Regions from separate parts of the Homo sapiens genome. Here region 2 is linked to region 1. A link is an interaction called in ENCODE POLR2A ChIA-PET data of the cell type or tissue named here. Cell type or tissue: IMR-90. All regions are shown on one strand. Each heading gives the region's core, and the rest is flanking DNA. Links, peaks and the distances in the headings are about the cores only. Region 1 overlaps MED16 (mediator complex subunit 16). Region 2 overlaps ARID3A (AT-rich interaction domain 3A).

Region 1 (8,256 bases), core at 257-8,256:
GCCTAGCTCAAAAACAAAAAACAAAAACAGTGGCCCAGAGAGCACGTGTGGGGGGTCCTGCTGTGGCTGCATGTGGGACACGGAGGGCAGCTGGAGCCGGCCTGCTGGAGCATGTGCGGCCAGTGGACAGGCCACGCCACCTCGGCTGCTAACCGCAGACACGTGGGAACCAGGAGAGCGCAGCTGAGGCAGCCACAGAAACAGAAACAGTGCAGGGCTGCTGGCCTGAGCTGCTCAGTTTGGGGCTGGCTTGTTACTCGGCTGAAGCTGACTACCACGCAGCTGCTCTGTGCCACCCGCATCATGAGGTCTCTGCCCCGGACGGGCCATCACGGTCACAGAGCCTTGACCTCCTGCAAACCCGTATAGGGGTCCTGTGAGCAGCATTCCCTGGGGGGAAACAGGCCCAGAGAGTGGCTGAGACGCCCAGAGGGCACACAGTGGTCAGGGGTGGCTGGCCCTCATGGAATTGAGCCTCTCATAGGAAAGACAGGAAACTCAACGCCCCAGCGCCGGGGGAGGCAGCTGCCATGACGACCACACCCCCAGCTAGTGGCCAGGGTACCCTCACAGCACGATTTACATCCCCTCCTCCATCCAACTGACGGCTGCGGTCAGCATTCCTAAATGAGGGGGGACTTGAGGCAGGGAGAAGCTAAGCTGCTAAGTGGGGATGTGGGGCAGTGGGTGAAGAGCTGGGCATGGTAGGAACCGAAGCCTGGCATGGTGGGCACGTGGGGCGGTGCGTGAAGAGCTGGGCATGGCGGGGACCGAAGCCTGGCATGGTGGGCACGTGGGGCGGTGGGTGAAGAGCTGGGCATGGCGGGGACCGAAGCCTGGCACGGTGGGCACGTGGGGTGGTGGGTGAAGAGCTGGGCATGGCGGGGACCGAAGCCTGGCACGGTGGGCACGTGGGGCGGTGCGTGAAGAGCTGGGCATGGCGGGGACCAAAGCCTGGCATGGTGGGCACGTGGGGCGGTAGGGGGAGAGATGGGGGAGAGATGGGTGCGGTGGGGACTGTCCCAGTGACCCCCAGCTGCCAGGGATGTGAGACCTGAGAAAGGCTGTGGCATGTGTGTGAGACGTGGCTCTCGGGCGGGTAACAGCTGGGCCAGCAGGTGAGGACGGCTGCAGGAGACGAGGAGGAGTGTCGGAGCCCAGGACTGCCCAGTGGCTTGGCTGTGGGCAGATGGTAGACACAGACGTGCCCAGCGGGGGCACCGGGCAGTGAAGGTGCAGGTCTGTGCAGCCACACGGGGTGGCGCCAGGTGCTGCTGCAGGAGCCAGCGCAGCCCAAACTGCCTGGTGACTCACCACGAGGCCCAGGGGAAGGAATGAGGCCCAACAAGGCCCTGGGGACCGGGCGAAGGAACGAGCCCTGGGAGAAGGAATGGCAGCAGCCCTCTTCACCTGCCTGGTGACTCACTACAAGCCCTGGGGGAAGGAATGGCAGTGGCCCTCTTCACCTTTACTGCCTCTGCGGCCACAATGGGCAGTTGACATAACCACCTGCAGGCCCCGGGAGCCATCGGGGCCTCTTGACACGTGCTCATTAGTGGCTTCTGAGGAGCGCCTGCCCCACCTGCCCCACGTGCCCCCACGTCTGGCCACTCCAGGGTCCATTAGCGCTAATCGGCAAATGCCTGTGCTCTCATCTACCGGGAAAACATCTCCCTTCTCCAGAGCGGAGGCCAGCCTAAAAACCAGGCCCGCAGCCTCCGAGGCTCTGAAAACCAAGCGGCTGTTCTGGTCCCCGGTCATAGCAGGCGGGCGTCCCTGCTTCGCTCCAGCCCCAGGATTTTGTGCCGGAGGTGGGGATGACGGGCTTGGCTCCGTGGGTGCGGGGGGCCCATCGGGCGGATAGAGATGGGAATGGGGGCCCCAGAAGAGGCTGCTGGAGAGGTGGGGTGGGGTGGGGGGCGTGTTCTCAGCAGCCTCAGCTGACCCGCTGAGCCTTGGCTTCCTCTCCCTGAACCAGGTTCCGGAGGATTCCGTGCACCGCCCCTGCCCGGTCTGGCCTGTCCCCTGCTGCCCGACGGCCCCACCCACAGACCCACGCTCCACAGCCGCCCACACGCCTGCAGCCCCTCACGGTGTCCCCGCTGGCTGAGCAACGACACCTCTCAGCCTCGGCCTCGCACAGAATGGTGGCAGCCGCCGCAGCGGGCGTGGAAGGATGGAGGAGTCTATACGCCTAACACACTCAGAATGCTGGCAGGCGCGCGGTCACACCCGAGATCCTAGCACTACTGGAGATCGAGGCGAGACGATCGCTTAGGGCCGGGGTTCAGGACCACCCTGGGTGACACAGCAAGACCTGCCTCCAAAATAAAAACCAACCGCCCCCGAGGGCAGGCCCAGGGCCTCCGCAGCCGGCGGGAGACTCACCCACGGGGGAGATCTGCTGGAAGATGTTGTTCACGGGGAGTCCCTCCTTGCGCAGGGACCAGCACTCCACGATGCTGCTGGTCTGGCTGGACGCGCACAAAAGCACCTGCGGGGGAGGTGGGGGTGAGGGCTGACCCGGCACTGCTGTGGTGGCCACGCCACCACCGGAGCCTGAGCTGCGGGACCCTGGGGCCACGCACTGCTGGGCCTGTCTCTTCAGCCACGCCTGCCCCTCGGGCCCTCCTGGATTCCAGCCCAGGCCTGTCCCCAGAGCCCAACATCCACTCACAGGAACGCAAATGTCCCCGGATGGTGCCCTCCCACAGGGACAGCAAAGGGACACAGGGAACCAAGTCAGGGGCTTCAAGGAGTTTGGGGCGTTACTGATTCCTAATTACAACAGGAATCCAGGCGACCTGGTGTGGTCGGCTCAACAGTGGCCCCCAGAACATCCCATCCTCAGCCCTAGGACCGGTGGCTGGGCCGCCTCTCACAGAGAAGGGACCTGCGGGTGGGATTCGGTTCGGGACACTGAGACGGGAGAGCACGTTGGGGGGGGTCCGGGGGCCCCAGTGTCCTCACAGGGTCCTCAGGAGAGAATGTGGGAGGTTGAGATTCAGAGACAGGAAGAGGCTGCGCTGTGGCCACGAAGCGGGAGGAAGGCGCCCCGAACCGAGGGATTGGGCGCCTCCAGATGCTGGGAAAGGCAGAAAATGGGTTCTCCCCTGGAGCCCCCGGGAGGGACCGGCCCTGCCCACACCACGGTTTAGCCCGTGGAGGCCCGCGCGGGTCTCCACCCCCAGGACCCTGAGAAGCAGTGCTTCATTCCAAGCCTGCCAGCCCACGTGATGGCCTGCGCCCGTTCACCTGCTCCGACATGTCCCGGGCCAGGAACTTGAGGTGGGTGATGGCGGGAAACTTGTCCTTGCGGTTGAGGTCGGTGGTGCAGCGCATGAACAGGGAGGGCAGGATCTCCGTGTCGATACGGCACTTCTCGCTCACCACGCTCACGCACACCTTGTAGAACTGCACGGGCGACGCGCTGCTGCCGTCCGCCGTGGCCACCACGATGTTGCCGCCGCCGGTGAAGGCGATGTCGGCCAGGGCCACGCGGCCGCGCAGCCGGCACAGGCTCTCGGTGGACGTCAGCACCTGCCCGCTGGGCTTCAGCAGGGACACGGTGACCAGGCCGCTGACCGTCACCGCGATCCAGCCCTCCATGGGCTTGCCGCCGAACAGCGTGAGCGACGGTGAGAACTTGACTCGGGAGAACTTCTCCCCGAAGCTGGAGGCGCCCGACTGTGGAGAAGGGAGGGAGGGAGGAGGGGCCGCTCAGGCTCATGGGGGCTGCCCCATGACCCCCAGAAACACGCGCACAGAAGAACCACGCAGAAGCCAGGAGTGTGTGCACCTGGGTTCAGATCCTGACTCGGCCACCTGAGCCGTGTGGGATGTGATCCCCTCTGACCCTCCGTCTCCTCATCTGTAAGGTGGAAGGAACGGCACCTTTGCTTTAGAGGACAGTGGGGAGGATTAAACGGGTGAACGTGTGCGCAACGGGAGTCACCTCCCCTTTCTGTAAAGGGACAGACAGCAGCATGCTCGGTTCTGGGAGCCAGGTGGTCCCTGTTGCAACGACTTGGCTCTGGCTCTGCCGTGGCGGCACACAGGCAGCTGGTGCCAATGAGCCACACTCACAAACCCAGGCGGGGGCCGTCAGGCCCTGGGCCGCACTGTGCAGACCTGAGCTATAGCACTCAGGAAGTGCTGTGTAAGCACCAGCGGCTGCTGCGGGCACTATTTGATTTCAAATCAAATTTGTCAAGTCATTATTGACATACGGAAACATCCACCCTTCTTTCAACGTGAGTCTTTTAAAAGATGGGGTCTTGGCTGCGCACGGTGGCTCTCGCCTATAATCCCAGCACTTTGGGGGGCTGAGGCAGGTGGATCCCCTGAGGTCAGCAGTTCAAGACCAGCCTGGCCAACACAGTAAAAGCCTGTTGCTAATAAAAAATACAAAAAAATTAGCCGGGCATGGTAGCGGGTGCCTATAATCCCAGCTACTCAGGAGGCTGAGGCAGGAGAATTGCTGGAATCCAGGAGGTGGTGATTGCAGTGAGCCGAGATCACACCATTACACTCTGGCCTGGGCAACGAGAGCAAAACTTTGTCTCAAAAACAAAAAAAAAAAGAACAAGAAAAATGTCTCTACGTTGTGAAAAAATGCGAGGAAGAGAAGTGTATCATACGTATCGTACGGCTCCATTCTAAGTTACAAGTTAAAAAAAAACACTTCTTATAGCAAGAAGCAGGTCCAGAAGTCCAGGAAGCAAGCCAGGCCTGGTGGTGAGGGGTTGCCATGGCGACGACTCATCTGGTGTCCACACCACACGTCTGTGTGGGTCGCAGGCTGGCATGTCTGAGACTATGTTAAAGGAGCACATGTGCCTTTTATTAATGTAATTAAAAAACAAAAATTTGGCCGGACGCGGTGGCTCACGCCTGTAATCTCAGCACTTTGGGAGGCCGAGGCGGGCAGATCTCAAGGTCAGGAGTTCGACACCATCCTGGCCAAGATAGTGAAACCCCGTCTCTACTAAAAATACAAAAATTAGCCGGGCGCGGTGGTGCGTGCCTGTAATTCCAGCTACTCGGGAGGCTGAGGCAGGAGAATCACTTGAACCTGGGAGGTGGAAGTTTCAGTGAGCCGAGATCGCACCACTGCACTCCAGCCCGGTTGACAGAACAAGACTCTGTCTCAAAAAAAATGTATTTGGTTATTTTAAAAAGCGAGGCTCTGACTCAGGCCACAGCGGGGATGCACCTTGAGGACATCACGCTCAGTAAGAGATGCCAGACACAGAAGGCTACGCAGTGTGTGATCCTGTTTCTATGAATGTCCAGGACAGGCAGATCCAGAGAGACAACTGGGTCTCGGGGGCTGGGGTGGGGGATGGATCAGGGTGATGCAGGATGGGGACTGGGTTTCCTTTTCGGGTGATGAGAAGGGACTGAAGCTGGGCACAGTGACTCACGCCTGTCATCCCAGCACTTTGGGAGGCCAAGACAGGCAGATCACCTGAGGTTAGGAGTTCGAGACCACCCTGACCAACATGGAGAAACCCGGTCCCTACTAAAAATACAAAAAAGCAGCCGGGCGTGGTGGCGGGCGCCTGTAATCCCAGCTATTCAGGAGGCTGAGGCAGTAGAATCGCTTGAGCCCGGGAGGGAGAGGCTGCAGTGAGCCGAGATCGCGCCACTACACTCCAGCCTGGGCAACAGAGCAAGACCCTGTCTCAAAAAACAAACAAACAAACAAAAAAGATAAAGGTCTGGCCGGGCTCGTTGGCTCACACCTCTAATCCCAGCACTTTGGGAGGCTGAGGCAGACGGATCACCTGAGGTGAGAAGTTCGAGACCAGCCTGGCCAACATGGTGAAACCCCGTCTCTACTAAAAAATTACAAAAATTAGCCAGGTGTGGTGGTGGGTGCCTGTAATCCCAGCTACTCAGGAAGCTGAGGCAGGAGAATCGCTTGAACCCAGGAGGCAGAGGTTGCTGTGAGCCAAGATCGCATCACTGCACTCCAGCCTGGGGGATAGAGCGAGACTCTGTCTCCAAAAAAAAAAAAAAAAAAAGATAAAGGTCTGAGGTTAGCTATGGTGGTGGCCGCACAACATGGCGAGTGTATACGAAACCTCTGGACCGTGTGGGCTGCACACTCTCAATGGGTGAGTTCTAAGGTCTGTGAACTCCATCCCGACAAAACTGTTACCAAAAACAGGAAATACAGACAAACGGGGACCGCAGGGTGGGGAGTGCACCCCGGAGGGCCCCCGTGGCACGAAGCCGGTGCTGCGTGTACTGCGGCAATGCGCCGACAATGGCAGTCCCTGGGGAGGGACTCACGAAGGGACGAGAGAAAAGATCTTGTCCACTGCATCCCTCCAGGAAGGCCTCCTAGTTCCTGCGAGAGCCCCAGCACAAGCAGACGCACAGAGGCACGAAGCTGGGGTGGCTGTGAGGCCTTTGCCACGAACATCCCCGAGACCCTGCCGTCAGTGAGGAAACTGACACACAGAGGTGAGGAGTCAGAGCCTGAACCCAGGTGCCCCCCCAACCCTGGCCACGCCTACTCTTAACTGTCCCCCCCAACCCTGGCCACGCCTACTCTTAACTGTCCCCAACCCTGGCCACGCCTACTTCTTAACTGTCCCCAACCCTGGCCACGCCTACTCTTAACTGTCCCCCCCAACCCTGGCCACGCCTATCTTAACTGTCCCCCCCAACCCTGGCCACGCCTACTCTTACCTGTGGGGCCGAATCACAGGGAGCATAGAGAGGGGCTCTGGGATGTTACTAAATCAGAGGGTGGGCTGCATTCAGAAGACAGCAGCCACCAGTTATACATGCAGCTACCTAAGGACAGTAGCCTCCAGTGAAAGAGATAACTCACTAAGAACGGCCACCCTCAGTTAAATGAGGGGCCACTGAACACGCAGGTGCCAATGACAGCCAGACTGCAGGTGGGGGCCAAGTGAACAGCCACCCTCAGTTAAATGAGAGGCCACTGAACACACAGGTGCTAATGACAGCCGGACTGCAGGTGGGAGCCAAGTGCAAGGTCCAAAAAACCAGGGGATGCTGGTGATGGAGAGGAGAGGGGCTGGCGGGTGGCTGGGTAGGGTGACATCTCATCTGCCTCATCCGCTCACTCGGGCAGGACACTCACCTTCTCCACGTGCAGGGCCAGTTTCACACCATTGTGCAGCCAGGACAGGGCCACAATGGGGTCCCCCTCCACTAGGCTGCCCACTGAGCTCTCCCAGCTATTAGCCAGGTGGTCCGCCATGCTCCAGCACTTGATCTGCCCGTCGGCATCTGCTGACAGGAGCCGGGAGCCTGAGGGCAAGAAGCCATCATTGCGAACCTTCCAGGGATGGGCAGAGCACTGCGTTGCAGGACGGCACAGCGCCTGGGGGAAGCCAGCCCAGTGGAGAGGTCTCGGCCCAGGTAGGGCACAGCAGGTGGCACAAGGCGCACTCCAGAGATGCCCTGAGACACCCTGAACAAGAATGATTCGGGCCACTATGGAAAGAGCAGCAGGTGCAAAGCTGCAGACCAGGGGCTCTAGACCCAGCGCCGGACTCCAGACTGACCGGAGAAACACAGGGCCCCCCTGCTCCGGGATCCGGGTCGCCACCCCTGGCCACGTGGGACCAGCGCCTCACCTGACTGGTCCCACTCCAGGCAGGTGATGGCCTCGTGGTGCTCTGAGGGGATCGAGTGCAGGTCCCAGGGGTGCTCCGTGTCCAGGATGTGGATCATGCGGGTCAGGTCTGTGGGGACGGGGCATGGTCAGCACGGCCTGGCACCACAGCCTGCAGACGATGACGATGACTCCAGGCAGGCTCCAGGTAAGCCGGTGTGTGTCCCACCCCAGGAAGGTCACAGAACTGCTGTCAGCCGAGTCGACAGCTCAGGGAACAGGCTGTCCCCCCGCAGGAACAGAGCAGGCCTGTGAGGCGCCACAACTGTGTCTTTAAAACCAGATTAGAAGAAAATGACTCCGAAATGTGAACAGTGGGAGCCTCTCCACAGCAGATAATAGGTGGCTTTTTTGCACCCCGATTTGATTCCAATTTTCTGTGGTTTTCTAGTTTTCTCTAATGACCACGTATTATGAGTGCCTATTACTCAAACAATGGAGAGAAGACGGGCACAGCCACCACGCACCTTTCAAAAACCAGTGACACACACCGTCTAGAAAACTGGGGCACGTGTCTCCAACAAGCCTCCGTCAACCAACGCTCCAGCCCGATTCGATCCCGCACACGGGGCGATCTCATGTCTCCTGGCACCAGG
Region 2 (8,384 bases), core at 173-8,172, 52 kb after region 1:
CGATGGGGGAGTTTTGGGGTGACTGGCCCAGACCAGGCAGGGATGAGGGGCCAGGCGCCCTGACCCCACAGCCCGCAGCATGTCCTGAGCGAAGGCAGGAGGCAGAAGCCACTGTCTACCTTGTCTGGGCGACACCGCGGGTCAGGGTTGTAGGTGCCATGTGGGGTTTTTCTGCAGCGGGAAGCCGAGATGGGGAAACTGAGGCCAGTGCAGGGAGGGGGGTCACTGTGTCACCGGCAGCCTCAGGTATTCCTGGAGATCCTGCCGCCCCGCACCTGCCCCCTGGGTGTACCGGGCAGTGCAGAGGCCCTGAGGTGGACTAAAGCTCGGCTTGTGTGTAGGGACCGGGTGCCGCCTCTGGGTCTTGCGGGAGACGGGATTGGAACTCCGAGAAGATGAGGGCCTAGGGATGGTCGTGGGCAGCGGGGGTGGGGGGAGGCCCCCGCCCTGCAGTCCTGTGACTTTTTTTTCTCTAGAGAAGGGCTTTCACGGTGTTGCCCAGGTTGGTCTCAAACTCCTGGGCTCAAGTGATCTGCCTCACTCAGCTTCCCAAAGTGCTGGGATTACAGGCCTGAGCCACGGTGCCCAGCCAGTCCTGGGATCTTATCCTGGGCTGTTCGTGGCAGGTCCAGCCGCCGATGCCGCCGCCCGCCCAGCTGGCCAGACACCTGTGTTCCCAGTGTCAACAGTGGCCTGGGCCCAACCAGCCCAGTCAGTGTTACCTCCCGCCCGGCCCCTACTGGGGCCCCTGTTGACTCTGGCGCCTGCCCCACCCCCTTCCTGGCACGTGGCAGGCCTGGCCCGCTGGCCGGCCGCTTGGCACCGTCTCTGCCTCTTCCTCCCAGGTCCTGGCAGGGCTCGGGGCTAACTTCCGCCTGCAAATCCTCGACAGCTGTGAAATTCTGCTGTCGGCTGCAGGTCTGGTGGGTGGCCAGGCCGCGGCGGGGGGCCGGGCGCAGCAGGCTCAGGGCCACGGGTTCTTTCCTTGGACACCTGGAACCTTGCTGCCTGGGGCCTGGGGACGTGCAGTTTTGGAGGCCAGCACGTGTCGGGCAGTGATTAGGATCTCAGCCTCCTGATGTCTGACGTAGCCTCCTGGTGGCCTCCTGTCACCCACACAGCAGGCCCAGCTTCTAGAAAGCGGCCACGGTAGGATTTTATTGGATTATTATTATTTTTGAGGCAGGGTCTTACTCTGTCGGGTAGGCTGGAGTGTAGTGGTGCTGTCCTAACTCACTGCAGCCTCGATCTCCTGGGTTCAAGCGATCCTTCTGCCTCAGCCTCCTGAGTAGCTGCGAGTACAGACGGGCGCCACCAAACTCAGCTAATTTTTGTAGAGACGGGGTCTTGCTATGTTGCCCAGGCTGGTCTAGAACTCCTGGGCTCAGGTGATCTGCCCTCCTTGGCCTCCCAAAGTGCTGGGATTACAGGCGTGAGCCACCGCACCCCACCATGGTAGGATTTTATTTATATATTTGTTTATTTATTTTTTGAGACGGAGTCTCGCTCTGTCGCCCAGGCTGGAGTACAGTGGCGCGATCGCGGCTCACTGCAAGCTCTACCTCCCGGGTTCACGCCATTCTCCTGCCTCAGCCTCCCGAGTAGCTGGGACTACAGGCATCCGCCACCGCGCCCGGCTAATTTTTTGTATTTTTAGTAGAGACAAGGTTTCACCGTGTTAGCCAGGATGGTCTCGATCTCCTGACCTTGTGATCCGCCTGCCTCGGCCTCCCAAAGCGCTGGGATTAAAGGCGTGAGCCACCGCGCCCGGCCCGTGATGGGATTTTACACGCACAGGCGGTTAATCACAGATCTTCAGCTGCTTAAGGATTTGAACCTTTAGTCTCAACAATTCTAATAAGTGTTGAATGAATTTGAGATGAATCTTAAAAAACAGCTTTATTGGGCTATACTTCATATGCCATACAATTCACTGTTTTAATTGTACGATTGGGGCCAGGCACAGTGGCTCACACCTGTGATCCCGGCACTGTGGGAGGCCGAGATGGGCAGATAGCCTGAGCCCAGGAGTTCTACACCAGCCTGGGCGGTATAGCAAGACCCCATCTCTACAAAAATTAGCTGAGTGTGGTGGCGCACACCTGTAGTCCCAGCTACTTGGGACCCTGAGGTGGGAGGATCCCTTGAGCCCAGGAGGACAAGGCTGCAGTGAGCCGTGATCGCGCCACCACACTCCAGCTTGGTGACAGAGCGAGACCCTGTCTCGAAAAAATAAGAAGGATAGGGTGGGTGCAGTGGCTCACGTCTGCAATCCCAGCACTTTGGGAGGCCGGGGCAGGCGGATCACGAGGTCAGGAGATCGAGACCATCCTGGCTAACACGGTGAAACCCTGTCTCTACTAAAAATATAAAAAATTAGCCGGGCGTGGCAGCACGCGCCTGTAGTCCCAGCTACTTGGGAGGCTGAGGCAGGGGAATCACTTGAACTCAGAAGCAGAGGTTACAGTGAGCCGAGATCATGCCACTGCACTCCAGCCTGTGTGGCAGAGAGAGATTCTGTCTCTAAATAAATAAAATAAAATAAACCCTGACCCTTTAACTATTATCCCCCTATTCTACCAGCACGCCCCAGCCCCTGGCAACCACACATCCCCTCCTGCCTCTGTGGATTGGCCTGTTCTGGACATTTTATAGAAATGGGATCACATAGCTGGGTGCAGTGCTTCACGCCTGTAATCCCTGTACTTTGGGAGGCTGAGGTGGGCAGAGCACCTGAGGTCAGGAGTTTGAGACCAGCCTGGCCAACACAGCAAAACCCTGTCTTTACTAAAAATACAAAAATTAGCTGGGTGTGGTGGCGGGCACCTATAATCCCAGCACTCGGGAGGTTGAGACAGAACCGCTTGAACCCGGGAGGCGGAGATTGCCGTGAGCCGAGATCGCGCCACTGCACTCCAGCCTGGGCAACAGAGGGAGACTCCATCTCAGAAAAACAAGAACAAAGAAAAGAAATGGGATCACACACTGCGTGGCCTTTTGTGTCTGGCGTATCTCACTGAGCGTGACGTCCTCCAGGTGCATCAGCACCGTGGCCTGGGTCGGAGTCTCCTTCCTTTTCACGGCTGAGTCATACTCCGCTGGATGGATGTGCCGTATTGTGTTTGCCCGTTCCGCTGTTGGTGACCACTCGACCTGTTTCTGCCTTTTGGGTTTGTAGTGCTGTACACGTTTTTATGTGGGCGTACGTTTGTATTACTTTTGGGTGTGTATCTGGGAGAATTGCTGGGTCTGCTGGTGACTCCATATTCACCCATCAGAGGAACTGCTAGACTGTTTAGCAAGCAGCTGCCCACGTTACCTTCCCACCAGCCACAGATGTGGGTTCCAGTTCCTCTACATCCTCACCACTTGTTATTGTCGACTTTTTTTTTTTTTTTTTTTTTTTTTGAGACAGAGTCTTGCTCTGTCACCCAGGCTGGAGTGCAATGGGGCGATCTCGGCTCACTGCAACCTCCACCTCCCGGGTTCACGCCATTCTCCTGCCTCAGCCTCCCGAGTAGCTGGGACTACAGGCACCTGCCACCACGCCCAGCTAATTTTTTTGTATTTTTTAGTAGAGATGGGGTTTCACCGTGTTAGCCAGGATGGTCTCGATCTCTTGACCTCGTGATCCGCCCGCCTCGGCCTCCCAAAGTGCTGAGATTACAGGTGTGAGCCACTGCGCCCGGCTAATTTTTTGTATTTTTAGTAGAGACGGGGTTTCACCGTGTTGGGCAGGGTGGTCTTGAACTCCCAACCTCAGGTGATCCTCACACCTCAGCGTCCCAGAGTGCTGGGATCACAGACGTGAGCCACCGCGCCCGGCCTGTTGTCGACTTTTGATCCTAGCCTCCTTGTGGGGGTGGCGTGGTTTCTCACTGTGGTTCTGATTTTCATTCAGTGTCAGGATCTCTCCCTCTGCTTTCCAAAGTAAAGCTTGCTGCCCATGTAACTTGCAGATGAGCTCAGAGGTGTAGGAATGACGGCACTAGCCGGTATCTGTTGCTTCACTGCGTGAAGAAAGTGACTGAGTGTTTTAGATGGGTCGTCTCCCAGATCCTCACTGGATCCCAAGGAGCTGCCGTTGAACCTGTTGTGCAGACGAGAAACTGAGGCATGGGGTGATCACATGACTTGTGCACAGTCGCCCGGGGGACGTGTCAGAGCTGGAATTTGACCCCCGGGATGCACCTGCCAGAGAGGACCCAGCGGTGTGTGGATGGATGGCCCAGGGAGCTGCTGGTGGGACGGTTTTGGGGAAGCTCAGCTGCCCCTCCGTTTTTCTTTTTGTCTGGAATGAAAGTGGTTAGACCAGGCCAGACCTCAGTGCTGTCCTCATATCCAGGCCTCCGGGCCTGACAGCTGGGCGTGTGTGGGCACTGGGGCAGGGACGGCCACCAGCAGCCTCTCAGGCTCAAGGCCAGACACACCTCGCTGGGCCCAGCCCCAGAGACCGCTGGGTCCTCACCACGGTGCCTGCCAGGCAGCTCTCGGGAGTGAAGCGAGACCCCAGCAAGAAACGGGCATCCGGTTTTTGGTCTTTTTTTGGTCTTTTCAGCTCATTTGTTTTTTTTAATTGTGGAAAATACACATAGATACATTATTTTATCTCTCTTTTTTTTTTTTTTTTTTGAGACGGAGTCTTGTTTTGTCACCCAGGCTGCAGTGCAATGGTGCAATCTCAGCTCACTGCAACCTCTGCTTACTGGGTTCAAGTCATTCTCCTGCCTCAGCCTCCCAAATAGCTGTGACTACAGGCGCGTGCCACCACACCTGGCCTATTTATTTATTTATTTATTTATTTATTTATTATTATTATTTTAGACGGAGTCTTGCTCTGTCACCAGCCTGGAATGCAGTGGCGCCATCTCGGCTCACTGCAACCTCCGCCTCTCGGGTTCAAGCAATTCTCCTGCCTCAGCCTCCAGAGTAGCTGGGACTACAGGCGCCCACCACCACACCCAGCTTATTTTTGTATTTTTAGTAGAGACGGGGTTTCACCATGTTGCCCAGGGTGGTCTCGTATTCCTGACCTCGTGATCTGCCCGCCTCGGCCTCCCAGAGTGCTGGGATGACAGGCCTGAGCCACCGCGCCCGGCCTCTCGATACACTTTTGGTTCCAGAAGTAACACTTGACACTCTTCTTGCAGAGAGGAAGAAAATGGAACGTTTACAGGGAGCCCCGAGTCCCTCCCTTGACCTCTAGGGCATGAGCCGCATGTTCTCCAGGCCTTTCTCTGCCCACTCACACCCAGGAATGTGACCTGGGAGGTATCTAACGTGTGATCTTCCGGGCAGGTCGGGAGGTTCCTCCCGCCGCTGCCTTCGAGGAGCTGTTTATCTTGGGTGCGTTCGCGTCGTAATTGGGATGTTCCGAGCCACCTGGTTCTTTTCAGCTGTATGGACGTTCCCCTCGTGGCGCTGGACACCCCCACGTCCACACACTTCCCTCGGTCATTTCCCTGTTGTAAGCAATACTGTAACGAACATCTTCGGGGCGTGAGAGTTGCTTGGAGCAGTGTGGGGAGGAGGTGGGGAGCTGGAATTGCCAGGGCTCTGGGAGAATCGGCAACACGTTTTCTTCGTCGTGCCCCGGAGACCCCCAGACTGGTGGGAGACAGAGCTGGATGTGAAGGTAGCACTGGGGTCTGCCGTGGCCTCGCCACGTCCATTTCAGACTGAGGCTTAGGGGCGCTGCTGGGCTTCCCCACATCCCTCGAGGGGTCAGGGCTGGGCTAGAGGGGATTGAGGGGGAGGCTGCCAAGAGGAAGGGGCATTGGGGCTGGGGCTTTGCAGGATGTGTAAGAGTTTGTTAGCGAGCCACAGCAGGGCAGGGCCTGCCTCTGGGATCACTGTGACTGGAGCGTAATGTGTGGGGCCAGGGTGGCCAACTTTTTGGCTTCCCTGGGCTACATTGGAAGAAGAAGAATTGTCTTGGACCACATGTAAAATACAGTAACACTAATGATACCTGATGAGCCAAAAAAAATTGCAAAAAAACTCTCATCGTGCGCTAAGAAATGTACGCGTTTGCACTGGGCCGCATTTACAGCCGTCCTGGGCCGCGGGTCAGTCAAGCTCTCGGTGTAGCAGGAGGGGTGGGCAGAGCTTGAGGGCACTTGGCAGGGTTTGGAGCTGGGAGAAGGAGGCTGGGAGGACCCTTCTGGAGCCTGTTTTGGAGACAGAACGGAGGCACCCTTGGTCCAGGCAGGAGTAGAAGAGGCCAACACTGCAGCTGGGCTTCTGGGGCCTGAGAAGAAGGAGAAGGAGGAGAATTTTCCCAGCACAGGCGGGTGCTCTAGGCAGATGGTGCAGCTGGGGCCTTTGCCCAGAGGTCAGGCAGCAGGTTCCGAGCACACAGAGGCAGCGGCTGTGTTTGAGACAGAGTGTGTTTGTCAAGAGAGCCCCGAGCCAGGCCCTCGGCCGCCAGCCCTGGTGCCGGCGTCTTCCTGGGCCTCCGGGAGCCCCGGCTGCACGTGAGCCGCCGGGAGGGCTGTCGGGAAGCCCCCTGGGCACCTGGTCCTCCCCACCGGGGCAGCGCCCGCCTCATCAAAGCCACTGTGGCTGCTGGCGCCGGGCCAGCTGGGCCCTGGCGGGCGAGGGGTGGGTGGGTGCCCGCCAGCCCCTGGCACTGTGCCCCGGCCCGTGCCCGTGCCAGGAGCGTCGCTGACTCAGCCGGAAGAGCCTTATCTGGCCCCTGCGCCACCGCCTGGCCGTCGGGTCACCGCCGCGGGGTCACCGCCGCCGCGGCCTGGCCCCACGCCCACCGCCGGCGTCCCACCCTGGTGGCTGCTGCCAAGCGCCGGCCCCGCCCCATGCTTTCTAATAACACACGCGGCAGCCCGAGGGAGCGGTGCCCGCAGGCAGAGAGTGTCCCCGCGTGGTGCCTGGGCGGGGGAATGGGCGTGGTGAGCCGCCGTGGCGTGCGTGCGAGTGTGCACGCTGGGGCTGTGGCCGGGCGGCTCGTGGGTCCTGTCTCGTGGGACCCTGCCTGGGAGGGAATCTTGCTCCAGACACAGCATCTTCGGACCCTCCAAGGCCTCTGCCCACCGGGCACCTGCTGGATTCTGTGGGTCTCGTGTGTGGGGCTGTGTGCACCCAGCCAGCGGCACCTCACGCGCCCGCCTGCGTGTCCCCAGCCAGCACCACGGTGTTCGTTTAGGTCTCTGTGTGCCGAGTGACGTGGCAAACTTCCCACGTCCCTGTTTTGCGTGGACCTGTTGGTGAGTGTGTCCAGACGTGTGTCTGCCCTGACGTCCTTTGTGAATGTCTATGTTGGGGTGATGATCTCCTGTGTGTGCATTTTTTTAACTATAAAGATGGGGTCTTGCCATCATGTTGCCCAGCCTGGTCTCAAACTCCTGGGCTCAAGTGATCCTCCCGCCTCGGTCTCTGAAAGTGCTGGGATTACAGGCGTGAGCTGCTGTGCCGGACTGGTCTCTTGTGTTTTGTGTGGATGTGGCTGTGTGTGTGTGTGTGTGTGTGTGTGTGTCAGGGGTGGCTGCAAGCGTATGTGTGTGTGCACGTCGAGGCTGGAGAGTGTGTGTCCAAAAGCGTGCCTGCTTGGGCTCGCCACGTGTGCGCACGTGTGCCCGTGACAGACGACCTTCCTGTGTGCCTGAGCATTTGGGAGCCTCGTGCTGGACCCTGAAGCATGAGGTCGCGGTGGGGCCTATTAACCATTAGACCCCCGGGGCTGCTAGAGAGTGGCGCTGTCTGTCTTGGTCAGCAGCGCGCGTCGGCCGCGGGGCACAGATCAGCGCCTCCCCTGCCCGCCATGGGCTCTGGAGCCAGCCTAGCCGATGATGGAGCCCCAGTGGCCACCGAGCTATGGACAGGGCCGCTGGGGGTGCACCCCCACCCTCTCCGACCCCGAGGAGCTGCCGGCAGAGCCCTGTCCACTCTTGCCTCAGTTTCCCTGCTGGACACAAAGGGCTGAAGTCCAGGTCCCTTCGATGGCCCAAATTACCTGACTGTCGATCCTGACTGGGGCGGTGGCGACATGGCCCCCGCAGCTGCCCGGCGGTGGCACCCAGGGGCGTCACCCACGAGGGACGCTTGACTCAAGGTCCTCTCCACTGGCCGCCGGGAGCCGGGCCGGGAGCCGCTGCGGTGCCGACCTGGTGGGTGGCACACGGGGGGCGGGTGCGGACCGCCTCTTCTCCGCTCTGCCGGCTGCACATGGCCAGAGGACAATTGGGGGTCACAGGGTTAAACGCTGACTAATCTGGCCATTGAAGGCCCAAGCGCCGGGATATGCAGCCTTGCCCCTTGGTCAGGGCTGGGCTGGGGGTCCGTGGGCACAGGTGGGTGGGCAGGGAGTAGGTGGAGGCCGCCCCTCCCACTGCCCCGCAGGCCCTGGTTCTGGCCAGGCTCAGGAAGTG

The links. Peaks named below come from ENCODE experiments on the same cell type or tissue, not always from the same donor. Only the 100,000 strongest peaks of a DNase experiment are listed, where the experiment ranks them.
Region 2: POLR2A ChIA-PET joins it to region 1 with 21 read pairs; 10 of 35 experiments call an interaction of 5 or more read pairs at or near these places.

Annotation. Positions count from the first base shown.
Region 1 is chr19:882,515-890,770 of GRCh38, forward strand. It overlaps MED16 (mediator complex subunit 16), which reads right to left. Exons shown (of 16, transcript NM_005481.3): 3 at 7,623-7,730; 4 at 7,124-7,293; 5 at 3,256-3,687; 6 at 2,389-2,494. Among named protein-coding and RNA genes, the nearest start is that of MED16, 6.5 kb to the right of the region's middle. RefSeq lists enhancers at 2,830-3,330, 3,331-3,831. In IMR-90, for the core only: no CTCF peak of the experiment used is centred there; a DNase peak (open chromatin) is centred at 4,747.
Region 2 is chr19:934,317-942,700 of GRCh38, forward strand. All of the region lies in intron 3 of ARID3A (AT-rich interaction domain 3A), which reads left to right. Among named protein-coding and RNA genes, the nearest start is that of ARID3A, 12 kb to the left of the region's middle. RefSeq lists an enhancer at 236-766 and silencers at 6,401-6,520, 6,581-6,860. In IMR-90, for the core only: no CTCF peak of the experiment used is centred there; no DNase peak of the experiment used is centred there; H3K27ac peaks cover 2,152 bases.